Regions from separate parts of the Mus musculus genome. Here all the other regions are linked to region 3. The links are chromatin loops, found by intact Hi-C in ENCODE. Cell type or tissue: left cerebral cortex. All regions are shown on one strand.

What was found. Hi-C counts contacts between places; a loop is a spot of excess contacts. Peaks named below come from ENCODE experiments on the same cell type or tissue, not always from the same donor. Only the 100,000 strongest peaks of a DNase experiment are listed, where the experiment ranks them.
Region 1: it touches region 3 in a loop (2.8-fold over the local background); 3 of 42 quality-filtered maps call a loop at or near these places.
Region 2: a loop joins it to region 3, with 2.9 times the contacts of the local background. A loop is called at or near these places in 21 of 42 quality-filtered maps.
Region 4: a loop joins it to region 3, with 5 times the contacts of the local background. A loop is called at or near these places in 4 of 42 quality-filtered maps.
Region 5: a loop joins it to region 3, with 4 times the contacts of the local background. A loop is called at or near these places in 6 of 42 quality-filtered maps.
Region 6: it touches region 3 in a loop (6-fold over the local background); 36 of 42 quality-filtered maps call a loop at or near these places.

The regions. Positions count from the first base shown.
Region 1 is chr8:54,041,580-54,046,579 of GRCm38, forward strand. No RefSeq gene overlaps it. Among named protein-coding and RNA genes, the nearest start is that of Vegfc, 33 kb to the right of the region's middle. In left cerebral cortex, a CTCF peak has its summit at 2,067; a DNase peak (open chromatin) is centred at 2,068.
Region 2 is chr8:54,076,764-54,081,763 of GRCm38, forward strand. Gm33153 reads right to left here. Exons shown (of 1, transcript XM_006509526.4): 1 at 1-5,000. The coding sequence starts at 1,010. The coding sequence ends at 171. Vegfc (vascular endothelial growth factor C) reads left to right here and starts at 769. Exons shown (of 7, transcript NM_009506.2): 1 at 769-1,162. The coding sequence starts at 1,016. In left cerebral cortex, CTCF peaks have their summits at 379 and 3,041; DNase peaks (open chromatin) are centred at 59, 377, 756 and 1,070; H3K4me3 peaks cover 1,982 bases; H3K27ac peaks cover 600 bases.
Region 3 is chr8:54,484,424-54,489,423 of GRCm38, forward strand. No RefSeq gene overlaps it. Among named protein-coding and RNA genes, the nearest start is that of Spcs3, 43 kb to the right of the region's middle. In left cerebral cortex, no CTCF peak of the experiment used is centred here; a DNase peak (open chromatin) is centred at 2,291; H3K4me3 peaks cover 815 bases; H3K27ac peaks cover 510 bases.
Region 4 is chr8:54,182,461-54,187,460 of GRCm38, forward strand. Vegfc (vascular endothelial growth factor C) reads left to right here. Exons shown (of 7, transcript NM_009506.2): 7 at 3,494-3,994. The coding sequence ends at 3,608. Among named protein-coding and RNA genes, the nearest start is that of Gm33153, 100 kb to the left of the region's middle. In left cerebral cortex, no CTCF peak of the experiment used is centred here; DNase peaks (open chromatin) are centred at 2,159 and 3,751.
Region 5 is chr8:53,692,614-53,697,613 of GRCm38, forward strand. No RefSeq gene overlaps it. Among named protein-coding and RNA genes, the nearest start is that of Neil3, 56 kb to the left of the region's middle. In left cerebral cortex, a CTCF peak has its summit at 2,868; a DNase peak (open chromatin) is centred at 2,933.
Region 6 is chr8:53,867,257-53,872,256 of GRCm38, forward strand. No RefSeq gene overlaps it. Among named protein-coding and RNA genes, the nearest start is that of Vegfc, 210 kb to the right of the region's middle. In left cerebral cortex, a CTCF peak has its summit at 2,926 (motif pointing right); DNase peaks (open chromatin) are centred at 1,516 and 2,964.

The DNA.
Region 1 (5,000 bases), 440 kb before region 3:
AAGCAGTGTAAGAGCAGAAGCCCTCCCTCAAAAGTGGCTGATTTTTTTTAATTAACACTTTCTTTTAGAAACTACAGTCCTGCTCTTTATGTGTGATATTTCCCAAACTCATATAATCTTCATAGCTCATATTTCACAACACCTTTTTTCCCTACAGGAAACCCAATAATATTGATTGAATGAAGTTTCCCATAGGGAAATAAAACCCATCAGTGTTTACTGAAGGAGGAATATGAGTCACGCAGGAGGTAATACTGCATTTCTCCGAGCATCAGGAAATGAACTGTAGAATCTGTGGTGGACGGAAATCCTGGGATTGAGAGGACGATGGAGGAAAATTGTACAGAATCCTTAGAGTGAATGAAGCAACGTATGTGAAATGAGAGTGTCATTTGCATTTACAAATAAATAATAACCAAAAAAAAAAAAAGAAGTCCAGGTCTTTTCAGCAGTTGGTAACTATAGGCAACAGAGATTCAGACAGTTAGCGTTTTTGATGGGAAGCTCTAGACACAACCCCTGTTACTCATTTTCTATAGACATTTATTTTAAGTGAAAATTAGCTTTTGGATAAAATTACTTTCCAAGGACAAAAGTCAATGCACACTGAGGTAGACCCTTGGGAAACTTTTCAATAATAAAGACTGTCATCAAAAGTTGCTAGATTATTTTTTTTTTTTTTTGTCGAATGAAAGAAACAACCTTTAAGCAGCCACTGAAGCTATTTGAAACTGTCTACAGGAAAAGCCACAAGATTAAAAGGCTATAAACTGTTAGACACCTTATAACGGAAGAGAAGAAAGGAAGAGACAGCCTGACTGATCCCAAGGAGAGATAACAAGACTAGAAAAGAATTCCCAGCAGGCAAGCAAAATTGGGGTCAGGAGTGGGGAGAGGCCATAGTAAGAGGGTCAGGGAAATGGGGAGGGGAGAAGGCTAAATAGGTGTGAAAAATCCCACCACTTTTACAATTTTGAGCCCCAATTTGATGTATTCAAAAACATTTTTACACCTAATTAGACTTACTTTTTAGCTTGGCCTAGAGCATCAACTATAAGTTTTGCTTGCAACAAATTACCAAATGCTATCTTTTCAGTCAACCCAGAGAGTTGTATTTCTAACGATTTGCTCAGCATTTTCCTTAGAGACACATTTCCAGACTGCCTGTTTCTCATTAGCTGGAATAAACAGGAGTGTGTTTATAGCACAGTGCCAGACTTAAAAGAAGGATCTTTCCTGGGGAAGCTGCTCTGGGAATTAGCAAAGCTGGAACTTAAAGGAGAGAGTTTCAGTGCCCAGCTGTGACATAAGGCAGAGTCAAGATTCCTTAATACAGACTTCACTGAGCTAACTACTCCCTGGGACACAGTTTTGTTTTGAACATAGTTTTAAACAGTTCTAATATGCAAAATTCTATTAGTGTCAAGCAGATACATTAGTTATAGGATGTGTCACTTCTGTTCTACAAATACTGACTGTATAATTTCAGTGATAATAAGAATAAAAGGCAGGTAAGGTATTCTTAAATAGTCGACAGTCTAATGGTTAATTTAACTTATCTAATAAAAATAGAAATCACTCTTTAGTAGTAGAAAGTAATTGAGAATATTTATAAATATGTTAACAAAATATTTGTACATGTGACTATTATAATGTACAATTGGACTATAGTAGCTAGAAAAATTAATAACCAAAAAAGGGAAATACCTAATCATACGTGTATAAGCATATTCCATTATTTGATCTGCCTTTGCCTTATGGAATAACCTTGTTGTAGAAATAGTCTCATTTACCAAGACCAAAAAGAAAAATGAAGGGACAAGATATCATATAAAATATTCAGGTAAGCTATTGGGAGTACAGTACCCAACAAGGAGCCAGCAGGACATAATTCACTACAGCACATACACACCTAGATGTATTTGGGCTTATGCGTTGAAACTTGACTCTGTATTCCTGTCACCACAATTTCTAGGTATAGAATACTAGAAATTAGTATGGAACATGGGGAAACTGAGTGTGTTGACTAAAGCTCCTCAGATGTGGAATGCAGCTTTTGAGTCCTACCACTAGAGGATGACAAGATCTCACCACCATTCCAGGGAAGAAGGTGTTTCCAGAGAATGCATAGGCATGTTCAGTTTGTGAATGTTGTCAAGTGGAGTGCTTTGATCAGAAAGTGGAGAAGGAGGATTGTATAGATCTTTCACCAGGAGAAAAAAGCCTTGTGGGAGCTGTAATGTATAATAGTGAGTCTGGCAACCTTCACAAGAACAGCTAAAATGAATCTGAATTTAGTCATTCATTATTTTCCCTGCACTTGACCAATAAGATCATTGTTCTACAGTAACCTAATCACAATTATTTAACTTTAGATCGTCATCACTAAATACCTCAAATTGGTTCAAAACAAACTACAAAACTTTAACATTCATAGTTTTAACAAAGAGATATTTGGAAAATAAATCAACCTTCAAAGATTACTACAAGGAAAGTAGAATTGGGGAAAGAACTGAAGGGACCTTGGATGAAGGTTGCAATGGATACCCAAAGCCAATATTTTTCTTCTACACAGAATAATGGGTATAAAATCATATAATTTAATCTAGCAAGATGTCTCAGAGTATAAAAATATATCTGCCACTGAGCCTGACAGCCCAAGGTTGATTCCAGAGCCCTACAGAGTAGAAGGATAGAACCAACTCCCATAAGTTGTTCTCTGACTTCTATAGGCACTCCATGACATTCTTGTATTGGTACATGCACACACACACACACACACACACACACACACAGACACACACACACACACACACACACACACACTAATTAATTGATTGATTAATTGATATAATTTTATACATTCACACAACCTAAATGAATAGTTCAACCAAGTATTTTAGTAACCAATATTATTTCTGTAAGTTATAGTATACTCAAAACATAGTACCTTCTGTCAAATCATTACTCTCCATTACTTCTATTAGCTTGACAAGTACTTTAGATTTTCTTACATATTGTCTAGAATTGTCCATTTTAAGTAGGTCCTGTAAATAATCATACACTACTCAGCTTATCTTTTATATTTTTCTATGTAGCACAAAGAAGTCTTTAGTGTTCATCTTTGTTACACTATGTGTGTGTACTCATCTCTTTTTCTTTTCTAATTTTTTCCACATAATTTTAAGAATTCCATTGTTATGTGTTGAGTGTTTGATTAGTTTGACCTATTAGTTATTATAAATTGTGCTTTCTTAAATGTTCATATAAAGTATTTGTTCTAACACCTGCTTTGAATTCTTTTGGATATGTAACAAGGAGTCAAGTTGTTAGATATTTTAGTAACTCTAGCTTTGGAATTTTACAGAGCTGTCAAACTGTTTTCCACAGTGCTAGACCCAGCTTATACTGCATATTCACCCTCAACAGATGAGGATTCAACTTCTCAAGCAATGCCTTTCTTTCTTCTTATTTGATTATAATCTTCTTGATTATAGTCTTCTTGAGTGTGAAGTGGTAGCAAATTGAAGTTTTTCTCTCATTGTAAACTTTGACATTTTGTTTCCTAAACTATGTCCTTAGATGACATCCAATTTGTTTGTTTTTTAATCTGTCTCTTTGTACTTTTGGTGGCATCTTAATGAAGCTGTTGCCCAACTCACACTAATCTAATGGTGCAAAGATTCATTTTCACTTTCAATACTTTTAGTTTGAAACTCATACATTTATATATTTAATCAACCTTGGCAAGCTTTTGCATATGGTATGAGGTAGAAACAATCTTTCTTTGACAGAAGATTTCCTATTATCCCAGTACAATTTGGTAAAAACACTATGGTTTTTTCATTAAGGAACGGTGTCAGTAGTACTACCTGTAAGCTCACTGTAAATGTGCGGGTGTCTTTGTATAGTCTGAATTCTATTTCATTTTTCTATATATTTATCTTCATGCTAGTTATTAATGTGGTTTTATTATTCTACAACTAGAGATTATGTGTTTTCCTTATTCTTTGTTAATATTATATGGGCTTTTTAGAGTACTTCTGAATTTAACTTGATTTTAGGCAAATTTATCTATTTCTATTGAAATGCTTTTATTTTTTATATTTATTTATTTATTTATTTATTATTAGATATTTTCTTCACTTACATTTCAAATGCTATCCCAAAAGTCCCCTATACCCTCCCCCTGCCCTGCTCCCCTACCCACCCACTCCTGCTTCTTGGCCCTGGTGTTCCCCTGTACTGGGGCATATAAAGTTTGCAATACCAAGGGGCCTCTCTTTCCTGTAATGGCCAACTAGGCCATCTTCTGCTACATATACAGCTAGAGACAAGAGCTCTGGGGGTACTAGTTAGTTCATATTGTTGTTCCATTTATAGGGTTGCAGCCCCCTTCAGCTCCTTGGATGCTTTTAATAGAGGTTGACTTCAATCTTAAATTTGAAGGGATTTGATCTCTTAATATTAAGCCACTCATCTGTCAACACAATATTTTTGCTATTAAGTGCACTAAGCTTCTTTCAACTGTTTTGTAATTTGAGTCTACATACCTGAAATGCCTCTGTACCTAAGCATTTTATTATTTGGGTGCTACTGTAAATAAGTGACAATAGTATTTTCAATTGTTTACTTTTAGTCTGTTAATTACTAGCATTTACAAATGCATTGAAATGTGGACAATGGACCTGTATTATGTTATTTTGTTGAACTTTTATCTCTACAGGTGTGCCTACATGATTATGTGTGTGTGTGTGTGTGTGTGTGTGTGTGTGTGTGTGTGTGTGTGTGCCTGGGCATGTTCTTCAGGGTTTTCTTTAGGTGGAGGTGTGGTTTCCCTAATTGGTTCTTGATTGTGTCAATAAAGATGGCAGAAGTCAATGGCTGGATGAAGGGGGAAAGATGGGATACAGAAAATGTGGTTCATTTATACAATGGGCTACCATTCAGCTATTAAAAAGGAGGGCATCATGAATTTCCCAGGCAAATGGATGGAACTA
Region 2 (5,000 bases), 410 kb before region 3:
GCTGGTCCCAAACTTCTCAGGATAAAGAATGTCTGGAGAAGGATTTTACCACAAGGGGTTGCCAGGGCCAAAGCGTGCGTCTCCTACCCACTGTACCTGCTCCCCCCTCCCCATCTTTCTAGCAGCTGAGCTCAGTCATGTGGCCCCTAAAACTGGTCCTGCAGAGAGAGTCAAGCCCCCAGACCTGACTTGAGCCCCTGCCTCCCCACCCCGACACCCCAGCAGAGCCCAGAGAGAAGGGCAGAGAAAGGGAAAGCGAGGAGAGTGGATGGAGGTGGGGCTGGAGGAAAGCGTGGGGCTGGAGGGAGCAAGCTTCCTAGGGAAAGAGAGGGGAGGGCTGACTGGGCTCGGCACGCTCCCTCCCTCTTGCCGCTTTCTCTCACATAAGCGCAGGCAGAGGGCGCATCAGTCATGCCCTGCCCCTGCGCCCGCTGCCGCCGCCGCCACCGCCACCGCTCGGCCCCGCGCGCGCAGGAGGCTCGAGCGCCCGGGAGCTCGCGGGCCTCGCCGCCGCCGGGCGCCCCGCCGCCCTCCTCCCGCCCCCCGGCTCCGCCGCCACCACCGCCTTCTCCCGCGGCTCCCGCGGCCCGGCTCCTTTCACTTCGGGCGAGGGGAGGGAGGAGGGGGGACGAGGGACCCGAGGGCTCTTCGGGACGAGTGGAACATCGCGGGGTGACTGGGCTTAACCACCCCACCCCCTCTTCTTTGCAAAACACCAAAAACAAAACCGCGATCGGCGGAGCCGGCGCCCTCGCTTCACCTCGCGGGCCGCCACCGAGGGCAGTTCGGATGTCCGGTTTCCTGTGAGGCTCGTACCTGACACCCGGGAGCCTCTCCCCCGTGAGGGCTGCCAGAGCCGAGGGCAAAAGTTGCGAGCCGCCGAGTCCCGGGAGACGCTCGCCCAGGGGGGTCCCCGGGAGGAAACCACGGGACAGGGACCAGGAGAGGACCTCAGCCTCACGCCCCAGCCTGCGCCAGCCAACGGACCGGCCTCCCTGCTCCCGGTCCATCCACCATGCACTTGCTGTGCTTCTTGTCTCTGGCGTGTTCCCTGCTCGCCGCTGCGCTGATCCCCAGTCCGCGCGAGGCGCCCGCCACCGTCGCCGCCTTCGAGTCGGGACTGGGCTTCTCGGAAGCGGAGCCCGACGGGGGCGAGGTCAAGGTAGGTGCAAGGGACCCCGTCGGGTCGGGCTGAGGATCCGAGGCTCCCAAGTCCTGGACTGTGTGTGGGCTTGGCTTTACTGGGTGTACAGAGAACCTGCCGTGGAGTGTGTGTGCATAATTATTTATTTAACCTTTGGATCCAAAGTTAGAGATTGGTGCACGCTTGCTTGGAGCAAAGTTTCTCTTCTTTTTTTCTCTCCCCCAGTGGAAAGCTGTTACTAGAAAGGAAAGCAACTTAGAGGAGGGAAGGGCCCAAGAGGTGTTCAGTCACACAGATTCCTTCTCCTTCATAGTGGTCTCCTGCCAACAGAGGAGTTTGCACCCTGCCCCAGTGGCATGGCTCCAGAGAGAATTTCATTGCTGTAGGAAATGCTCTTTTCTTTTCCTGGCTGGTTTTGGACTCCAAAGAGCTTCTGGGGTGTGTGACCAGACAACGGAGTTTTATGCTCCTGGAGTTTGCATAGCAGGGGCCCCAGGCTCTGTGAGCTAGTTTGGAAAAAGTGTGAGTAAATTTAGAAACTGGGCTTAAAGGTTTTGGATTTCAGAATTAACTTGAACTTGGTCAAATCCAAGATGTAACAGAAATTGGAATCTTCTAAACTTTATCAATTCTTTTCCTAAACAGTGGCTATAAGATTAAAAAAAAATCAAAGTATCAATTAGTTTGTTTTATTTTGTTTTAAAGAGAAATAGCATCTTTCCTGAACACGTTAAGGGACTTTTGAAGACATTCCGATTGTCTGACTCAGTTATCTTATCTTGTGTACTTCTCACTTGAACCTTCTAAAGAATATGTTTATAACATCTTCAAGTTTATACTTGGCGTAATAGTTGGGATCTTGAACTCCTGCAAAAGTTTTGTGTTTAAGGCACTGCGAAGCCCCCTGGCTGGAAGCAGACTGAAGTGGTTTATAGTAGCTGACTGCAAGTGGGGGGAAAAAAATAGAAGGGGGTGTGTTACTCTCAACTTTCAGTTGACTTTATTGGTGAACATACACAGAATGTGCAGAGGTCAAACCACCTTCCCTGGAAAGGTTTGTCTGAGAAAAACTTTAATACGGACAAGACTAGGTTATAAGATATCAAGTTACCATTGTGTCTACATTTGGTAAAAATACAAATACCAGATTTTTCAGTCCATTATGAGAACTGCAATGTTCAGCACACGCTTATCACTATACGTACAATGACGAGAATATCCTCGTCTCTAAGTGCCACAGAAATAAAGCTCGGGACAGAATCATACTTCCTGTAATTCGAGCCTTTGAAGTTTGCCAGACCTATTCACTTTCTGCCTCTGCAAATTCAAACTGATATACTTGTGACTTAGTCAGACAACATCACCATCGCCTATGATAGCTAGGCTTTGATTTACAGTACGAAAGCGTGACGCCTTGAGTTAAATGAGAAGCCTTTTCAGATAAGCCAATAGTTTATTCAAGGAGTCTGTCACGTCTGGGTCAATCCCAAATGACTGTATCAGAGCATGGATGTTTGTATGAGCTCAGTTGTGTGTTCCAAGAGGTCACCTTCAAAGGATCTTCTCATTGGTAGTCATTAAACATCTTATTTTCTCTGAAAATTTTGTTTGCAAAAGTTTCTTTTCTTATTTAATCATTTTTTAAAATATTGTATGTTGAATAAGAACTGATATTTGGTATGTAATATGACTTTTTTTAACTTATCAGAGGAAACATTATTTTGTATGTTTGAATTTCATGAGCAGTATACTTCTGCTTACTGAGCCTTTCCCTAGTGGGCAAGCAGAACTTTTGACAGCTTGTTTTACTGATGCCTTCAGGGAAACTGTATCCTTGCTGTGGAACTTGCACCCAGTGACCCAAACACTGCTGTGAAGACTCCATGTCTCTCCCTAGTGGCCTTTCAAGGCACCTCAATTAGCAAATATTGGAGAACTGGAGGGAAACCAGTTAGTTTCCCAGGAACAACTTAAATCCTAAGAAAGTATTTCACAAAATTCACACAGGATGTCAATTATACATAGAATTAGCTCTCACAAAATTTTGTTAAATAATAAAACCCATGTAGCAATTTAAAATTCACAATATAGGAAAGCCAATATGGTATAAAGCTCAGCATCCAATCTTCTTTGTGGTAGCCATGGCCACCCAGATAATTGGAACTGAATTTACTAAGTTCCCCTTTCTATTCTTTTCTTCATGACTGTATGATTTAATGAAAAGTCCTAAAATACTTTCTGAAGGATGTTAAAGTAAACAGCTCAGGGTCGAAAACTAAGGCAATGGTATCATGTGGCCATAAGAAGAGACATTCAAAACTTGTTATCAAACTAATGACAACTGATGATCTCGGAAAGAACACCTGATTGCCATATCTAATAATTTTTAGTCTCAGTTTGGGTAAAGCAGACTCTGCTTATTCGGAGATGAAGAACTAAATTTTACAAAAGACATTGACTTACGACAAAGAATAAATCGGAAGGAAGACATACCTCATACAGACTGTGGTTATCAAACAGTTTTGCTTTTTATTGAAAATAGTTTTGTTTTGTTTTTTTCCCTCACATAATTTATCCTGACTCCAGTTTCCCCTCCGGCTACTCCTTCCAGCTCCTCGAACTTCCACTTTCTGTCTGTTATTAGAAAGCAAACAGGCACCGGGCGTGCTGGCGCACGCCTTTAATCCCAGCACTTGGGAGGCAGAGGCAGGCGGATTTCTGAGTTCGAGGCCAGCCTGGTCTACAAAGTGAGTTCCAGGACACCCAGGGCTATACAGAGAAACCCTGTCTCAAAAACCAAAAAAAAAAAAAAAAAAAAAAAAAAAAAAAAAAAAAAGCAAACAGGCTTCTATGGGAATAATAATAAAATGGAATATAATAAGGTAAAACAAGAACTGATACATTGGAATTGGAAAACGAAGCAAACAAATAAACAAATAAATGGAAGGGAAGGAGCCCAAGAGAAGGCACAAGAAACAGTTTAAAATGAATAAGTGACATTATGTGACAAGGAAACTACAAAGCAAGTTTGTGGTCTGTTAGCCATGTACTGCTGGGCCTGCAGCCCACCCTTAAGAATCCTTTGTTCATTCTGGGTTTGGGGTAGGGTCATGTGTACATTTCTCCTTTCATATCTTAAACCTCCTCTAGTGCAGGCTCTCTGGATACAGTTTCAACCTCTGTGAGTTTGTATGTTTTGCTCATGTTGATTTAGAGGGTTTTGTTCCTTGGAGTTCTCCATCGGGTCTGGTTCTTACCCTCTTTCAGCCTCTTCTGTAGGATGCCCTGAGACCTGAGATGAGGGTTTTGATGGAGATATCCCATTTAATGGCTGCAAGTTTCAAGGTCTCTTTCTCTTTGCATAGAATCTGGCTATTAGTGTCTGTACTTGCTCTAGTCTGTGGCAGAAGGAAGCTCCTCTGATGATCGCTGAGCAAGGCACTGATCATATTTGTCTTCCTGCATAGCTATAAAACATTTAAAACACAGTATTGTTTTTCCTTTGAGAATTTTATTTATGTATACATCACAGTTTGCTTATATCCATCCTCCACTCTGCCTTTCCAACTCCTTCCAGAACTCCCTTCCTCAAATTTCATGCTTTCATAATTTGTTCTTGAAAGGGTGTGTTGTACAAAATACCCATGTCTTTACATATTTTGGCTTACAGTTGTCTTTATCCATTTTTAAATAAATCTCTGTGTTTTAAAATTTTTTTCTTTTAAGATTTATTTATTTATTATATGTATGTACACTGTGACTGTCTTCAGACACTCCAGAAGAAAGAGTCAGATCTCATTACAGATTGTTTTGAGCCACCATGTGGTTGCTGGGATTTGAACTCAGGACCTTCGGA
Region 3 (5,000 bases):
AAGTCTCCTTTTCTAGATGTGCCTAGACCTTTCCCCCATGATGACTAAAGTGCTACTAGCATCTACACTCAGAGTCCTAGTGGGTAGTGAAGAAGCCATTATTTCTCAGGTAAAGCAGGTATAGGTGGATGAGTTCAGAATGAATCTACTCAGGAGTGCCCACACTTGTCCTGGTAAGGTTTTTTTGGTGAGAAGATACCTGAAAGTAAAACAATAGAGCTAGAATCCAGGCTGTATTTTCAGCCCCACCACTCCAACCCCTCCCAACCTCTTTTCGTTTTCTGTTTATAATCTTTCAAGTCCAATTCAAGCTGCCTGTACTCACAGGTGTATTGCCATCCAAAGAAACACTGTCAATCTACTAGGGGGTGACACATTTATACTGACTGTTCCTCCCCGATATGCCATCGACTGCCAGTTGCTCCCTAGCCAGGGCTGAAGGCTTGTGAAATACCCTCAACTCCATGCCAGGATGCTGATTGGCTTGAACTTGTTTAGCTATGCAGGCTTCCATAGCTGTCTTCACTTCATGAATGTAGCAGCCCTATCACGCCCAGAAGACGTTGTTTCACGTTGACCCTCCCTGAACAGTGGCTCTTAAAATCTTTCTACCTCTGTTCTGCGATGACTTTTGAATCTTGGGGAAGAGGTGTGTTACAGCAGTCTCATTTGTGAGCCCTGCACTGACATTTAATCTCTACACTTTGACAGGAAGGTAAATTCTGCATCGACTGCATTAATCATCCACAATTTTCCTGATGAGGCCTGAGGGCTGCACGAAGGTATGGACCTGGGTATCTGGGTAGCAGATAGTTTGATAATATATCGGTTTAGAAAAAGAACTGTGGTAGGTTCGCTCTTGGGACCTAGGATTGCCCTAACCACGGGTCCTTTGCCAGATTTACAGTATCTAGCATGCATTTTCTTCTACACAATTGGCCTTAAATCATTGGAGCAGAGATTGGTTGTCACCCATAATATCTATGCCCCTATTGTACCCATGAACATACTTTGCCACTTGGTCTTTGTTGTAATTTATAGGGTTAACGATAGGGTAAGACTGTTGATGATATACTCTGCCCCGACAACTGCGCATCCATTTCAGTATATGAAGGCTCAGCAACAAAGAGGAAGGTTCCTAGTCAGTAACATCTAGATTTCTTCATTTCCTGTGATCAAAGTGTGTGCTGTCTTCAGGAACGGGGTCTTAACCAAGTGACCAATGATCCGATGATTTTTAAACTCAAATCTCCAGTTCTAAGTTGTCATAATGACCATAATTTGTGGAGATGAAAAATGGAGTACTTCACCTGATTTGCTATTAGTTTGAGTTGTCATTAAGTATTTGGGTATTTAGCCAAACACTTCTGGATCCTCCATGTAGAATTTTGTCTGAGTCTGCTTGTATCAAAAGTAAGCTTGCAAGACAAACTTTGCTCAGAGCTAAAACAATGTTGTTGTCCCTTCGTCCTAAAAAGCATTGAGAAACTTGATTAGAAAGCGGTGATTTTAGATAGAATATGGTTGGGTATTTGTCTCCCTTCTTTATATTAAATTTGACCAGTATGGCTACGTGATTTTGCTTTCGATTTTTGTAATCACAGAAATGACGAGATTGCTTCCAACGCTGCTGCAACATCACATTTCACAGTTTGAAAGGTTACTTTTAATTTTTATTTACTTTTATTTAATTAGTTTGTGCGTGTTACACAAGCACTATAGTGTGCCACAGTGTGGCTGTGAAGGACACAGGACAGTTTTTGAGAGTTAGTTCTCTTCTTAGATCATGTGGGTCCAGGGGAATTGAACTCAGGTTGTCAGGCTTGCCAGCCAAATACCTTTACCTACCAAGCTATCTCTCTCGCCAGCATAGTTTTCATGCTGATTGAAAAAGAAAGCTCTTCAGTGCTGTGCCTTGTGCTAACAAGATCCACATGCAGAAACGAGAGAAGGTTAGCAACAGAAAGAAAAAAAAAAAGAAAGAAAAAACCAGAAAATGTTTGTGAAGGTCCAGGTTCCCAAGAAGAAAGGCTGTTTTGATTTTATAATACAGGGGAACTTTTCATTTTCTAATCAGTAGAAATGCCTGTTTTCCAGATCACAATTTCAGAAATTTGATGGCAAACCCAGTAAACAGAGGTCCCCAGGCTACGTTTCCACACCAATAAGGAAAAGCCACTTGCCAGTGTAAACTTGGGCAGCATTGTTTTAAGGCAGCGGCTGCCTTTCTTATCAGAAGCATGCAGGTCAGAGAAGAACGTGGGAGGTCCCCGTAGCCCACCTCTCTGTTCAGCAAGCAAACCTTCTATTCAGATCGGTCCCCCTGGCGAGGATGGACGTTACGCTGCTAATAAATCTGAAGGGCTACTCCTGCTCTTTAATGGGAGGAAAAGGAACTCGGTGGCTTTGTAAGAAAGGAAACTGCCCGTGAATCCAATCTACAGAGAAATCAATTTCACACGGCCATAATTCAAGGAAATGAGGTGGCATGTAATGACGTGGAAATGCATTTTGGTCCTTAAAATTTCGACTTTCTTCTTGGCTACTATTATTTTTGAAAACAGCTCGGATTTTTTTTTCCTCATGGCCCTCTGCAGCATTCTTGCTAACCATGGGAATCTGAAGAACTCAGGCTTAAGTGTGACTCCTTAGTATTGTTTCCTTTTAACCTTTCTCCCGCCTCATCCTGCAGCGCTTCCCTTTTCTCAAGAACTAAAAGGAGCGATGGAAAAAAAAAAATCAGTGTTTTGAAACACATTAAACATGCAGCAAGGAATAGTCTAAGTTCGCTAAATTTGTTTTCACTTTCCCTGAGAGTATATTTGAGAGTTTTCACGGAAATCATGTTCAAATGCGAATTTCTCCTGTAGCAGCATAATTGGTATGTCCCCACTCTCCTCATTTAGGACTAGGGGAAGAGGACAAGTTTGTTCTCGTTTCTACGTCTGCTGAAGATTGTGACTAAACACGTTTTTAATAGCAGAGAAAATGATCTTTTTTTTTTAAGTCCCAGAACCCGAGGAAACTGAAATCTCTATATAACTTGACTCCAGAAATTATGACCTCTGTGGCATTAAGAACAATTTTAAAATGAACAAGTATGCTTAAAGTTTTGAGTAGAGAGACAAACATTTTCGTAGGGCCTTTTTCAAACTTCAGGAGTGAAATTCGGCACTTGGCATAGTGGGACAGAAAATAGAACAGAGGTGCCACGTTCCAGTTTGAAAGCCAAAATCTTCCACAGGAGGATCACTCCTAGGATGGAGAGACATATGGGCGGTATTGTGGAAGGAAGATTGAAGACTCTTTTAAAATACAAAACTCAATGAGTACGATAAAAACTAGTGGAAAACTCTAGCACTTGGAAAGAAACCAGTAACGTACTCTAATCTGTCAAGAGAGAAAGCCAAGGCCAATGGCTAAGGCAGTACTTTTAGTGTCATTCCAAAATGACAGTCTAACGAACTGTCAAATTTTCCAATTCCAAACCTGTAATTGGTGACACTGCCTCTATTGTTACTAGCACCTCTGTTAAGTATAATTTATTGCATAACAGAACCTGTAAAAGATTAATAAATGCACTTTTTCTTAAGATAGTGAATATACAAATGTAATTGTCTTGTTTTTTTTTTTGTTTGTTTGGTTGGTTGGTTGGTTTTTGCTACAGGGTTTCTTGTGTAACAGCCCTTGTTATATTGGAATTCTTTTTGTAGACCATGCTGGCCTTAAACTCACCGAGACCCGCCTGACTCTGCCTTGCAAGTGCCATAATTAAAGGCATGCACTACTATGCCCTGCTATAAATGTAAATTTGCATTACAACTCTAGTACTCTGTCACTGTTGTGGGTCTAGTACAATGGCTGTGTCTTGGCAAAGGCCCTGGAATAAGAGGAACTCACAATGATCAATTCATTCTAACAAGGTTCTAAGGTCGAACAAATTTAGATGAAAAGCAGCTAAATTGTTGCCAAACAAGCTCTTGTGCTGAGTGATGCAGCGGACAGGGTGTGAAGACTTCATAAAGCAGCAATGATGAGACTGGGCAATGAACCCCTAGGCAGTGAATTCATAGGAAAAAAAAAATAGGGGCTGTGCTTTAAAAGAAGTAGAGTTGGTTAGGTGGTGGGTGGAGTTTGCAGGCAAAGAGGGTCTACGTGTGATTAACAGACAAAGGCTAAGGAGGAAGCCATTAATTAAACATCTCAGACCTAAGGAGACTCCCTTAAACTAATAAACCATGAAACTGGAACAGTGAGTGCCAGCTAGAGAGAGTCCAGCTTGTCGTAGTAAGACACACTAGATTTCAAAGTAAGGAAATGGGGTAAAAGTAGGGATTTATAAGGAAATAACCAAGCAGTACAAGATACATTAGGTCATATTAGCGAAGAGAATATCCAAGGAGGTAGAGCGTCTAAGGCAATTCCGATAACCCCAAACCAAGGCAACACAAGCCTGGAATGGGATTCTAAGGCTTGTGTTTATTTGCAGGCTGTCCCTGACTGGCCTCCGAGGCCAAAGCAGGTCTCCTCATACTCAGGCCAAGTGCCAAGCCAGGTACTACCCTTTCTGAGTTATAGCCAAGGACCCAGGTACCTCACTCAACCCCAGTAGCCATGTTCTTTGCACATCTCTGTGTCTAGCCTGGGCATCTCCCTTCACACAATGGTTCATCCGTTTCTTCTTCCCGACTCCTTCCTGCTTGAGAGAGGGGACTTGAACACCTGCTTTTCCCACTCACGAAGAATGTAAACTTTTCTGCTCCTAGATCCCTCTCTCACTGATCGTAACCTCGAGCCCTGGTTCTGTAAACTGGCAGAGACTTGTCTTCGGATTTTTTGGTAACAGTGACAGAGCCGCTGCTGTGTGCTAATACATCTGACCCTCTCTCGGTGCCCTTTGGCAAGGAAATGAAGGACTAGGGAGCTGGAGACTCTACTGTGTGTGTACTAGCTTAGAAGGCTGTTAAAAGCCTGACCCCCATGTCCAGTTGATGTGCTAT
Region 4 (5,000 bases), 300 kb before region 3:
AGATGACTCAATGGTTAAGAACACATGATACTCCTCCTTCATTGGACCTGAGTCCCACTTCAGTCACTATCTAGCACCCACTTCAGTCAGCTCACAACTGCCTTTAACACCAGCTCTACCACATCCAGCACCCTATTATGGCTTCTACAGTCACCCTCTCGCACATACTCACAGACAAACACAGACATACAAACATAATTAACAATGAGAATTAAAATCATAAAAAGTTACTCAAGATTCATTTTACCTTTGTGGTTGTTTTGCCTGCATGTATGTCTATGCACCATATGTGTCCCTGGTGCCCATGGTGGCCAGAGAAGGACACTATAGTCCTTGAACTGGAGTTAGACCATTGTAAGTAAACATAGAGGTTCTGAGTAATGATCTGGGTCATCTGAAAGAGAGGCAAGTGCTTGACCACTGAGACAACCCTCCTGCTCCATCTGTCTCTCTCTCTTTTTTTTAATCCCAGCATGGCTTTACTCTTTTTATATCAAGAAAAATAAATGAGATTCTTGGATTGAAGGGCATACCATACTGACTGGATTCATGTCTCATCTCAGAAAATGACTACTGTTTACTCAAGATCTCTGGTTTTAAAATTTTTTTGTTGTGTTCCTTCAGTGTTGGTCCGGCCACCATGCCTCTTCTTAGCTTGCTTCAGTATCTTCAGCTTTGTCTTTCTTCTCTCTCAGCTTACAAAGATTCCCGATTCCTTCTGCTTTATTATCCTCTTACTTTAATGCTGAGAACACTTTAGCCATCGCGCTGTTTTTCAGAATTGTTCTGCTTTGTGTGGATTTGCCTTTTGTACTTTTCCATCTCTAATCTAAGCTGGGACTGTAGCCTGGCAGAGGCCTCTGTGTTAAGCTGTGTTTAAGCCTCTTAGTTTCTGGATCCCATAAAGATCTTCATATTTATCTAGAAGTCCTTCATGCTTCCATTTTTCTAATTTTATTCTCTTCTCTTTTACACATGAAATTGTGGTGTCCTGATTCGCATTAAATATTCTCTTTCATTGCATCTCTTCTTCCATCCAAATATGTACAGACAATACCCTTTCAACATCTAGAAAACAGTCAAATTCTATTTATTTTTAATGTCATATCCTCATGACTGTTTATCATTAATTAATCTAGTACCTCAATAAGTAGAGCCTATCTTTTGATTCTCAAGAGTATGTTCTCTCATTTTAAGCTATAATTATGAAGATCCATCATTTGTAGTTATTGTATAATGAGACTTCACTAAGTCCAGGCATTTTGTTGACCATATTATTTTTCTTCCTGCATTGCTGCAAAGTTCCTTACAGGAATCTTAATACTCATTTAAAATATTTTTGAATAATACATGCTTTCCAATTTTACTTACATATTCATACTCTACTTATCAATTGGTATTTGCAAAATAAGGTATTACACCCTAAAGAATGTGCTATTACATTTCAGCAAACCTTATTAAGCCATGTTCTACAGTGAAACTTTTTTCAATGAGTCTAGTACATATTGCCAAATTTTAATTTTTTGTGACTGTATTTAGACTAGCAGATAGCAGACATCATTTTTCTACAGAGAATTACCATATTAACTAAGAAGAATATATTTATGTCCTTATATCTTTGCTTAACAGGGTACAATCTTTCATAAAGCACTTTCCTGTTGTTTTGGGTATGAAAAGTTGAAGCTGGTATGTCCGGGAAAAATGGGCATGGAGCAATACCCCAGCCATGAGCTACCATAGTCTAAGTCTTTATACTTAGCAACTCTTTGTGTGTTCATTTTTCTAAGTGTATTGTTCAAAAATTTATGGTGTCAAATGGATGGAGCAAAAGAAAACTGTAAAACAGATATACATTTCTTTTCTCAATGTTTATTACAATGGAGAAACGCAGAGTGAATTTTCACACTGTCTTATTCATCAGGTGTCTTTGACGACTGAGAACTATACGTCCTTATTTCTAAAAGGAAATTGCATTCATTATGTAACCATGAATATTTTAAAATTTCTTAACAAGATGTTTAGACTTCCTCCAAGATTCAGAGAACATTTCAGAAAAGAGGTCTGAAGGAATGTAAGAGCTAAGGAGATAGAGGAAAGATCTGTAAGCTGTATTCCTCTGCTCAAGGCACAACCATTGAACCCATAAACTCAGTATAGTTATAGATGCCTTTACTAGGACTACAATAGAACAGGCCAATGTGGGGAAAGTGGAAGAAAGGCTAAGAGGACAGAGCCCCTCACTGCTGAATTATTTGTGCCTGATAGGTTCAGGGAAAGATGATTCATTGCCATCTGTCGTGTACCCACTCAGGAACCCTTCCCCAGGCCCCAGTGGATTCTTCAAATTTAGGGATCACTCACCTGGACATGATTAAACTGGATGGTTCATAAAGCAAAATAAAAATCACGAATGTGTGAAAGTGACTGCAAGGGAGGAGAAGGCATTACAAGGGGGTGGTAGGGAAATAAGAAAGAGTAGGTGAGAAAGTAACCCAGTAGGTATGCACATGAAATTGTCAAAAAAATTAAAATTAGATATTTTAAATAATTTTTAAAAGTCTTAGCTATCCTTTCCTTTCTTTTTTGTTTTCTTTTTTCTTGGTTATTTACATTTCAAATGTTATCCCCTTTCCCAGTTTTCCCTCCACAAACCCCCTATGCCTCTATGAGAGTGCTCCCCAACCACTCCAGCCTCAAGCCACAGCATAGCCTTTCCTTTCAACATCAAATGAGATGAGCTTTTAACTGTTTAAGGGTCTCCTTAGTGCACTTTTCATTTTTCCTTTCCAGACTATAGCACAGCTAGACGGATTAATCTTCCAAGACATTCTTCCAAGCTAGAGTTACTATAGCACACAGAACTTCCAAAACTTAAACAATAAGTAATCTGTCCTTTCACCACTACTAGCAACTCCGGGGAATGGAGAAGGGCCCCTGTTCATGCTTTCCCTGACTTTCTGGCATACAGGTGGAGAGAACAGAGTTACCCACCATCCTCCAGCCAGCTGCTGAATTAAAAACTCAAGAGGGTGGATGGGGCGATTCTCCAAAGGCAATGGTCCTGCCAGGATGGCTGTGTTTAATTGCCTGGAAGTCTGGGTCCCATGCACATCCCAGACTTTTGTGAACATTGCCATGCTTATGTGATCACAGGAAGTCAGCAGACCTTAAATATTCACTTCCAAACTTTCTGTTCTATGTTACTTTCATCCACAAAGCAGAAAGGACTTCAAAAGAACTAATGCTTACAATAGTTCATCTCTTCACTGCTATGTCAGCAAGTGAGCCATGCTTTTAAAGGCTTTTCCATTCCTCCCAAATTCTGAAAACTTAAGCACACACTTAAGTATTTATAAATCTATAAACACATTTATAAGAGAGTTAGTAATTTTTCCTGGTTTAAACTGAAGAAAACGTAAAAGCTCTCTGTAGCCTCTTGACTCAATACCTTGGTCTTCACCATGTGTGTTTCTCTCTGGCTTTTTTTCCCTAGTTGTTACAGAAGACCGTGTGCGAATCGACTGAAGCATTGTGATCCAGGACTGTCCTTTAGTGAAGAAGTATGCCGCTGTGTCCCATCGTATTGGAAAAGGCCACATCTGAACTAAGATCATACCAGTTTTCAGTCCACCATTTTACTCTCTTGAAGAACTGTTGCCACATTAGCACTGTCTATGCACAGAAAGACTCTGTGGGACCATGGTAACAGAGGCCCAAGTCTGTGTTTATTGAACCATGTGGATTACTGCGGGAGAGGACTGGCACTCATGTGCAAAAAAACCTCTTCAAAGACTGGTTTTCTGCCAGGGACCAGACAGCTGAGGTTTTTCTCTTGTGATTTAAAAAAAGAATGACTATATAATTTATTTCCACTAAAAATATTGTTCCTGCATTCATTTTTATAGCAATAACAATTGGTAAAGCTCACTGTGATCAGTATTTTTATAACATGCAAAACTATGTTTAAAATAAAATGAAAATTGTATTATAAGCTATGAAGTTCAGTCTTTTGCCATCTTACATTGGAGTCAGGTTTCAGAAAATGAAATACCATCCTCCCAAATCTTCTCATCACAGATTTATGAGTTGCCATTCAGTTTTTAGTGAAGAGTGGTCTATAGACTCTAAGCAGCTGCCGTGTCCACTGTGTGTTCATTTACTGTCTGGACAGAGTAGATAAGGCCTACATTTTAAATCTGAGGAAAAGGGAAAGAGAAAAATTAATTTGACCACAGCAAGATGTTTACTTTTTTAATGTGACTAAAGAGGAAAAGCATGAAAATCATGGTCAACCTCTGCATTATACAAGACGGCATGATCCATGATCACACAATGTTCTCCATCTTTGAAATTCACCCAAAATCCAAATGAGTTTTCAACTCAATTGTTCTAAAGTTGAAACAAAATAGACACTGTATATCACTCAGTCTCTATTTGAAAAAAAAAAACATTTTTAGGTTTCATACATTTGGAATAGATCGATTATTTTAGCAAATAAAATGAAATCTTAGCTTCATTCGGTATGCCTCCTGAAGCTTTTTAAAGAAGGTTGGAACCTGTTACAATGACTGTTATATATTAGCTGGAATGTCAATCTAAATCTTTGGTTTCTTAAAGTATATTGGCAAACCCAAATATTAAAAAAAGAAATCACTAAACTAAAAATTAAAGCCAGAAGTATTTCAGAGACTAAGCATTTATTTGTCCCTAGAGATGTAATAATTTTGATTGAAGAGACAGAGTAGCATAGACAAAGATAATACATTGCCATAGAAGCTTGAAAACAATTTTATGTGGACCATAAAAATACCACTTCAACACACTATAATAGATATCTCTCTCTCTCTCTCTCTCTCTCTCTCTCTCTCTCTCTCTCTCTCTCTCTCTCTCTCCCTCTTTCCCTCCCTCCCTCTCTCTCTCTCCCTCCCTCTCTCTCTCTCTTCCTCCCTCCCTCCCTCCCTCCCTCCCCCTCTCTCTCTCTTCCTCTCTCTCTCTCTCTC
Region 5 (5,000 bases), 790 kb before region 3:
GTCAGAATGCTCATGGCCCCTTTGCACAAGTCCATCCCCAGACAGAATGGATTCATGTGCCTTCTGTACCTCACCATTCTTCTGCGTCCAATGAGCTCTGCCCCTGGTTATTGTAAAGGAAAGGATGGGGAGCTACCATTAAATAAACACCCGGGAATTTCCCAGAATTTTTACCTTAATGATGATTTCTTAATCTCTGTAGTCATCAGTCTCTATAAATCTTCTCTTCATAAGAGGGATTATTCATCCAGTAAGATTTCATTAAGCATCTATTCCTGATCATAAACTGGTAGGCCCCAGAGTACCAAGTATGTTAAAGCAAAGAGACTCATGGTGTTTATTTAACCTAACTTTTATAATTAAAATAGTCTATACATGCTTTTAAGATACATGACACAGGGCTGGAGATTTGACTCGGTGGTAAGGCGTTTGCTGTTCTTGTAGAGGAAGTACTCACACAGAGTCTCAGAACTATCATAACTGCAGTTCCAGAGGAACTTATGCCTCTTCCAACTATTGTGGACATCTGGAACATACATGGTACACAGACAAACATGCAAGTAAAACACTATACATAAAGTAAATAAACCTAAAAAGAAAACTTGAAGATACATGCCACAAACATGAGAGTATATAGCGTGTGTATATTGTAGAGATGAAGAGCAGATAGCAGGATCACATGGACAGGGACCTTAAGCAAATTAAAAACCAAGATTTTTTTTTTATTGGAGAAAACTGAGGCATTTGAAATTTTAGGCGAAGAGTGATGGAGAAAAAGTCTGGAATAATTTTGAAGAAATTATGACAGCCTCTTTGAGTACATAGGTGGGAGTGCTCACCAAAATTGGGAAGCTGTTGAGATTCTTGGAAGAGGGAAAGTAGCCTGAGGTCTTTGGGTCTCACTGATATGAAGAACAGCTGTGATAGAAATAAGAAAGGGAGTGATCTAGAATGACCAAATTCATCAGTGTCATATCAGAGTGTAGATTTTGGAGATGAAAAGGTAGATGTAGAAGTCAGAGTTTTCTAGAAAAACAAAAAGTGTAATATATCTGCCTGGGTGTAAAGAGAACTGTGCTGTTTGCCGATTTGTGCCTCACAAGATTTACATGATGCAAACTTTAAACTGTGAGTGTTTTTGTAGGTGGAAACCTTTAATGGTGTTTAGGTTTACATACGGATATGTGCATGAGTGATGCACTTGTAAACAAAAATGGCAGTAAGTTTGTTGTCTCCCTCCCCTAGAGATGATTCTGTCTGGAAGAGAGGAAGAAAGCCCTTACCAACAACTGAGTTCTGCCTGAAGCTTATCTTCAGCTTTTCAACCTCTAGAAACAGGAAAAAGTGAATTTCTGTAGTTAAACCATCTTCTATGCTATTTTTGATGTTTTCATTTGTTTGTTTTTGAAACAGAGACCAACAGACTGATAGACAGACAGACATGCAGGGAGTGGCTGTCTAATATGACTGTGGCTTCCAGAAAGCCTGAAATCCATTGAGTAGACCAGCAGTCTACTATGTGGAAGCATAGAGACGAATGTTGCCTGTTGCTGAGTTTGTGATTGGCCCATTATGATTAAAGCTTAGAATCTTAGTCAGGATTTGCTGCCACAGTCTTAAGAAAATTCATAGGCGAGGCCATACAAATGATGGCAAGAAACTGCTTGTGATCGTTTGTATATGCTTGGCCCAGGGAGTAGCACTATAGGGAAGTGTGGCCTTGTTGGAGTAGATTTGGCGTTGTTGAAGGAAATGTGTCACCATGGGCCTGAACTTAAAGACCCTCATCCTTGCTGCCTGAAAGTCAGTCTGCTGTCTGTGTTCCGATGAAGATGTAGAACTCTCAGTCCTCCAGCTCCACATCTGCATGGATGCTGCCATGCTCCTGCATTGATAATGGACTGAACTGCTGAACCTTTAAGCCAGCCCCAATTAAACGTTCTTTATAAGAGTTGCCTTGGTCATGGTGTATGTTCACAGCAGTAAAACTCTCATTAAGACATTGCTAGTCTAAACACTTTTTATAGGATGTTCGGTAGAACTGGGTAATGAGTGGAGAGATGAGCCAGCCCAATGTCCCACACTTAAGGTGTGCAGGAGCCACTTCGATTCCATTACGTCCTTCAATATAGTTTCCACTTAACGGTACCGAGGCTGTATAAAACAAGACGACAGGAAGATGATCATGAAATAGCACTTCCTTTTTTTTTAATTAGGTATTTTCCTCGTTTACATTTTCAATGCTATCCCAAAGGTCCCCCATACCCACCCCCCCAATCCCCTACCCACCCACTCCCCCTTATTGGCCCTGGCGTTGGCCTCTAGTCAAGACAGAATGGAGGACATTTTCTGGTTTCTATCTTAAGACAAGAATTACGATTGCTCTTACTGTCTCTCAGGGCACCCCCATAAAACTGGTTTACCAGTTTCTACATCCTGTTCTTATCAGTGCTAGACTACTGACTATTTTCTCTCACCAAAGTCCCCAATTTGGTGGTGACATTAGGGGTGTGATGTACCCAAAGTACCCAGAATTCCTCTGCATATTGTCTCTTTGACAAGGCAAAGGTAACAAAATTTCCCAAGTGTTCACTAACTTTGCTATAATATATGACTCTCTGTCATAGCATTTAATATTTCATGCAACTCTACCATTGTGGCCTAACAGGGCATTCTATTTTTTAAAAATGTTTATTACTGCCATCACTTCTATTATTTGAGATTTAATGAGTGATAAGAAAATAATATCATTGTGTTACATGTATTCAGCCTCATGCTGCAATTATGTACTTCTAATTTTAAAAAGAATTTGGCTTTGTTATCTATATTATTACATATAAAAGACAAAGGCAGTGCACAGATGGGGATGCAGAGGGAGCCCCTGCCTTGTGTTTTCAAATCTATGGGCACAGCATATGCATTTATTTGCAGCTTGAACATAATTAAGCTGGGTGGAAGCCATTCATTTGAACCATGGTAATACTGTTCTATATTTAAATACAGAGAGACTGCCAGATCTGATCCAAGATTTAGAACTGTTTTACTTGAGAAAAAAATATTCCACAATGGTTACCCCAAGAGAAATACTGATGTAAAATGTGAGTGTAAATCTTATCTAACTGAAAAACTATAAAGTTTCCTTATTTTTTAAAACAATTAACGCTGTCAACCTTAGCTCAACACTAACTATAAGAGTGCCGCACTTCAGTATCGTGAAATGGCAAGCAGCAAACAGCAAATTCCAAGAGTTCAGTGCTTAAAATGATTTCTGACATCTTTCTGTTACAGGTGTATTTTTACTTTCCAGTTTATAATCAGTGGTTTAGAAGTTTATTAAATTGGAGAATTATTTTATAAAAACATGAACACTTGATACTATGCCATAGATTCACATCTTTCTTCCAAGGAAAAAGAAAACAAGTAAAATGTATATTTTGTGAAATTCTTTCATTTTATTTAAAAGCAAAACAGATCTCAGGGAAATTCTATCTCATATTGCCAAATCAGTTGGGCCTCTGGGGACTCCAATATCTAAAGTGAAAGAAATAAGATACAGGCCAAACAGGAGGATGTTTTGACTACTTCTTGCTCATTCCTACTTCAGTACATAGCTCTATAGATTATATGATGTATATTGCTAGTACCTATGTATAGCACTTAGAAATTTACACACCTGTCCCCTGTTAGATACTCTTTTAAAGTACAACAATGAATTAGTCTTCTAATATACTGAATGCCTTTTAAAAATTTTACACGATGCTTATTGCAAATCTTGTTACTTTGTAAAAGTGTATGCTAGCCATTTTACAAAACCTCTTTTGAAATTTTATCACATCCATTAAGTAAATAACCAAATTAGCAGATAAATATATTGCATCAGTTACCAGCTCTATGACTGTAGATACAAGATTCAAATGTTAACAAATGATTAATTTATGCCCTGGGACTTGCTCTGGCCTTAGAGTCTCTCAAAATTCAGCTTCATCTGAACTGCTTTCTCATGGCACATTTTCTTTTGGCATTTATAAAATAATTTTGGGTAAATTAAACAAATCTAAATGGAGAAATATTAAAAAATACTAGAAGCCAGACTGTTTTGTTTTCATACACAACTTAAAATTGTGAGAGCATCTACCTATTTTAGTTCTAAGTCACTTGTCAACACTTAGAGACAGCCAGGGCTTTCCTCTACTTAATAAGTGTACTTCTGAGTGTGTCAACACCCTCTCATCCAGCAAGTGTAAATGTTAAATCCAGTTCTGCTGCTTAAGATCACAGCTGAGTGGCTGGGAGTCTCAAGATCTGGCTGCGTGGAAATAGCAGAGTATATAGATGTGGTTGATAATTCTGCTAATGTTTTCTTTAAGAAAATATTAAAAGCTAGAGGTATAAGTCCTAACATTTAATTCTCTTTGCTTATCGAAGTTATTTGTCATCGTATTCATCCTTCATATTTACATTTCTTTCTTCATTTTAAAAAAAGGGTCAACTACCTGCCAGAAGCCAAAAAGAATCATTCTATATTATAAATTATGAAGTTTCAAATTAATACTAGAAATGAATTGAGTATGAATTGACCAAATCAATCATTTCATCTAAAATAGTCTCATAGTCTCAAATTATGATATTAATTATCCTCTGTGTGTGAGTGTACACTTGTGCTTGTGTGTATATGAGTGTGTTTTTGTTTGTGTGAGTGTGCATTTATGTATCTGATTTAGGATCTACATATCAAGGAATGAAAATTTGTCATTGTATATCTGGGTTATACTGCTTTGTATGTTGATCTCAGTCTACTTCAGCCCACTTTCAAACAAACAGTATAATTGTGTTTTGTATGCTTGAATAAAATTTCACTGTATCAATTTGCAATATTTTCCTTACCAGTTTATCTGCTGGAATATGACTACTGTAAAGAGTGCTTTTGAAAACACAGATGTGCACGGATCTGTGAAGAATGCTGACATATACTCAAGTTTAAAGGGATGCCTCTGAAGGCT
Region 6 (5,000 bases), 620 kb before region 3:
GAAATTAAACTAACTGGAACTTCCAAGAGTCTCACAACACCAGCTTTGAATTTATGTGAGTGGCCAACCTGTCACCATTCTCCCGTGATGTGCATGAAGCCCCAAACCATCTCATTATGGGTCCTGTGAGATTGTAGAAACATCTTTTGGATATTTTCTCAGTTTCAGAATTCAGAGTTGGAATCATTAGCTCTGAACTGAGAGCTCACACTGTTCCATTACCTTGTGGTGAAAGGGCAAGCTTTGAAGCAAAAAGTAATGGCCCCATTCTAAACATGAGACTAAAGAAGGGAATGGAAGAAATAGTTTTCTCCAAACAAAACAGGAAGGATATAGAGAAAATATGAAAAATTACTTTATAGCCACACTCTATTCACCTCTGTGGGCACACCAACTTTCCAGCCAAGCTCATCCATAACAACATTTGCTTTAATTTAGTTTATAGGATTCAGCTCCTGGACACATAAATGGAAAATTCTAGAGAGTGACTGGAGACTGGCTACAAGAAGGTGCCTAGAAAACTACTGCAGATATTTGATTCTTTCTCTTGAAGAAATAGATAAGAAATTATCCTTTTAATGGAAAAGATATTTCACTGAAGAACAACAGACATACTAAATATATGTTGTTAATGTTGACAAATGACGAGGCAAGAGTACCCCAAGGGGAGAAAAGTTTGTCTTAGTTTTAAGAACAAACCCAATAGGAATTATAGCAAATAAAACCTAGATTTTAAATATTAAATACTATGTACTTTGAGATTAGAGTACTTAAAAGATTCTTGAGTCAAATAGTATTATAATGTAAATTATAGTTGAACACTTTTTTCAATCACAAGTCTGTTGATATTATTAAATTTCTGTTATACTTGGCATCATATTTTATTGGATAGTATGTCTTTATTTTAAGTAGATGTATCCATTCATGACATCTGTGGATGGTATGGGGTGCATGCATATGCTGTATGTGTGTTTTATCCAATTTTTCTGTATGAGACAATTATTCTGAATATTAGACCACGTTTTAAATAATAACATTTTGGGGAGCACTCTAAGATTTGTATTGTGAAGTTTCTAAGACATGATTTATTTGTTAATTATAGATAGCGTCTAGAAAAAGAAGCATTGCTATGCCTGGGGCCTTAAATGGGCTGAGCATGAACTTTACCGCTAAGCAATACTTCCCAGATTCTGGGTCAGAGTTTTGATTTATTTGAAGAATGTGCTGATCCAAGTTTGTGCTACAGTATAGACTTATTCTTGCTTGGACTTAGATATTAAATTTTGATTAATATTTTATGTCTTCCTTGATATAAAGGAAAAAGTAACAATAAAATCAATGCACCAGGAAGGCATCTTCCTGTTCTTTGAAACTGTCAAACTCCTTATTTAGCTAATTTATTTTTTACTACAGCAGAATAGCACAGGCTTGTTAAGCCCATCCTTACTTTTTAATTTCAGTTGAGGGAGAATGAGCTTCAGACCACACGAGTCTTAGAACAAAGTCACACTTCCTACACTCATATCCCTGAACACCCATGCTGCTGTAGTTTTCTGAGACTTAGAAGTTTAAAGGATTAAGAAACAAGCATTCTCAACAAAATACAAAGCAAAACTGCTAGCAAATGTTTCTCTATCTCAGAGACTCCTCTAGAAATTTTATTTTGGCATTAAATAATACAAGGGTATTCTTTACCTTTTGATAAATAAGTCAGAGAAGGAAAGGGGATCGGGGTGATATTTTGGTCAGAAGTAATCTCTGGGATTCTATATCAAACTGTAAAGAAATGTGTTTCTAGCCAGGAAAATTCTTAAGTGTGCCCTGTCAGGGGAATTCTGATTCAAGTTAAGTCTTGGGTAATGATGGATTGGAATTAGAGTAACAGTTTTGCTTTGGTCAAAGTGTGAGTCCCAAGACGCACAAACAACAAACCTGATAGTGTCAGGTGGTTTTCTGTGAAGAACAGAGAAAACATTCCGGAGTTTTCCCTGGAGTTTCACTAGAGGTTCCTGGGGGCACTTCCACAATTCAGCATGCCTTCGTTTCTTAGTTGAAAACATATGGGGTAAGAATTTGGAGAAACGCTTCTGGTGACAGAGTACCTAGCAAAGTGAGAATTAGATTTGAGTAAACATATTAAATTTTAAGTGAGGTTTTGTCCTTAGCTTGTCCAAGCCTTTATGGCTTACTTTCCTATGTATCCTATAAAAATGCTTTTAGCTGGTAGCTTGCTCACTTTTGGTAATGATTAAAAATATCAATGCACACGAAAAATTCCTTAGGAACTGTAAAGATGCATGTTATATGTTGTGTTTATTAATGTACAAAAGTAGCAAAGATCCTATTTGTGTAAGCACTATACAGTGTTCACAGGATCGATGGAGACTGGAGATGGCAAAGGAGATAGTTTATGATTAGAAAGGTGCAAAGGAATATCAGCAAAAAGTGAAAATGTCTCACCTAATACGTTTTTTTATACCAACTTTGAAGGAAAGGAGATAGCATTGAAGATTAGTGATTTCCAAAACAGTGTTTGTGGAAGCCCTGACTTAATCAGGAAAGCCTTAATGTCTCCCCTCCTCCCTCTTCTTTCCTTCCTCCATTACCACCTTCTCTGCTTCCCAAATTCCCAAGTGACTCAATAGCACAATAATGATCACAATTTGTCCTTTTGTAGACTACAGTGCTAAAGAGAATGGTGTCAGTCCATTTCATGATTTATTACCTATGCTTATTTCCTTTTAGTTACTTTGACCTTCTTGGTCCTCCTACCATTAAAACAAATTAACATCATTATGGTTAATGAAACCATGATATTCAAAATGAAAAAAAAATAAAAAACGGGGGGTGGAATTAAACTGTTTACATTATGAGAAAACCAAATTGCTGTAAGCAATGCATTTACATACTGTGTCCAACAGAGGGCAGTCGGTAACCCTCTTGTTGCCTCTGCTTAGGCCCAGGGACAGGGTATCCTGGAGTGACTTTGTCAATGGATAAGGGAACCATAATGTAACATAAAATCTTATTTTATTCATTTTGTAAGGGGAACATCAGTCTTTCTTGTGGCGAAAACTTCAGCCTCCCTAAGCCTTCTAAAATTATATGTGACATATAAAGAGTGCCTGGGACTCTTGATTATTCCATGAATTGTGCCCAGCCTTGTTTTAAGGCTCCGACGTGTTCTGGTTATGCTACCATACAGAACCGAGGCCTTGTTTGATTGATTTTCCATTTAAGTTTGGTAAACTGGGGGTGGGGGGAGAATAAACATCAAAAGTAAAACACAAATAACACTGTGGTCATGCCATTTTCGTCTTGCTGCCCATCTGAGCCTTCGGGAGTCATTTATTGTCCTTAAACTTCCAGTTTCTTATTTGTTAAATTCACAGCAAAATCAAACGCTTCAAGGGACTAGAGAGTGAAATGAGATAATTTATAGAAATTTGCCTTCTTGAAGGTCATTTATAAATGGCTATTTCTTTGATTGTCATCTTTGAAGAGGGGTAAGACTCGGTATTTTTTTTTCTGTAACTCTCTTACCATTGGATTAATTCAATGTGGCCAACAACCCGGGAATGCCCATGTTGAACAAGCACATATGCACCAAGGTCCAATATTTCCCACCTCTCCAGCAAACGCGGAGGAAATTCTCACGGGAACTTTACTGGCATGCTAGTGATGACATCAACCACAATCCAGTCAGACCGTGTTAGACAATGTGCACGCATTGTTAGCTAAGTGATCTCTAAGAAAGAAACAATGATTCTCTTTTTATAGATGAAACATGATTTCAGGATATCCTGAGAATATCAAAGGCATTTCCTTCCTGCAAGGCATAGGTTGGGTGTGAACTTAACCACTCTTTCTTCCCAAACTTGCCTTCTACCACATCAATGTCTAGCTAAAAGCCAGATTTAAAATATCTCTCTATGAAGATCTCTCCTTTTTTTTTTTTTGTATAGAATAGAGTTTATTCAGGGAATGGGGAGGGGAGTTAAGAGGGGAGCCTTCTAATTTTATTTCTTTAATCATCATTTAGGTTCCTAACTTTGTATTTAATAATTTTGTTCTTTATTATCAGACTTTCACTCCTAACCTAAGAGGTGAAAAGTTTCATTATTTCAAACTTTGATGACAAAAGTAAATAATTTTTTCAAAATCTATATAGGTATCCCTCATTTATCCATGCTAAAAATTTCCAGGATCTTTGTAAAATACACATTTACATTTGATTGTACTATTGTTTGCAATGTGGTCATTTTTTTTTTGTCTATTTGCATAGTCTGAACTTCCAACACTCTTCTCAATAGTTTTCCAGCTTTGTGTATCATCTTCTGTTCCCTGCATGTGCATCTGTTGAACGTGTTTCTATGCTTGAGATGTCTTTTCTTCCCTGGCAGGTACCAGTGGGGACTTTTGATTTGCACCATCCTCTGAGGCATTTTGCTAAGCCCTGGTTTCAGCAGCATAAGGAGTCTTAACTTATATCTGCCACTAAGCTGTGTCTGCCTCTTGTTAAAGTTCCTTCCCCCTACACGCTGCATCTTCTTTGGGGTCAGGGATGAGTCTTGCCTGCTTTTAATTTCTAACAATCAGTGTTAAGCAAACAATTAGAACAAGTACTCACTAAGTGTTTATTGAAAGAGTAAATAAATGAGTGAGTGAACGGCTTATCAATTTGTGCTGGGATAAAGTAGGTTAAGGGCCAAGGTTTTGTGAAAGGCTTGTATTACATCAAGCAAGTTCTTTGATATAGATAGCCTGCTTAGGCAACTGAAGAATGTTAAGTTTAATTGATGAGTTAAATCCTATCTTTTTTTTTTTCCCTTTACCATTATTCTGAAGAAATGGGAGAGTCTGTCTCCTTGGAAAATCAAATAATTTTGATTCTCTCTTTGTGCCTCTGTAAACTGTACACGGTCAGAGAGGGCAGCAGGCATTCATTCCTGTGAATTAATTCGGAGATATATTATTCTGCCTTCAGAGGAGCCCTTGAG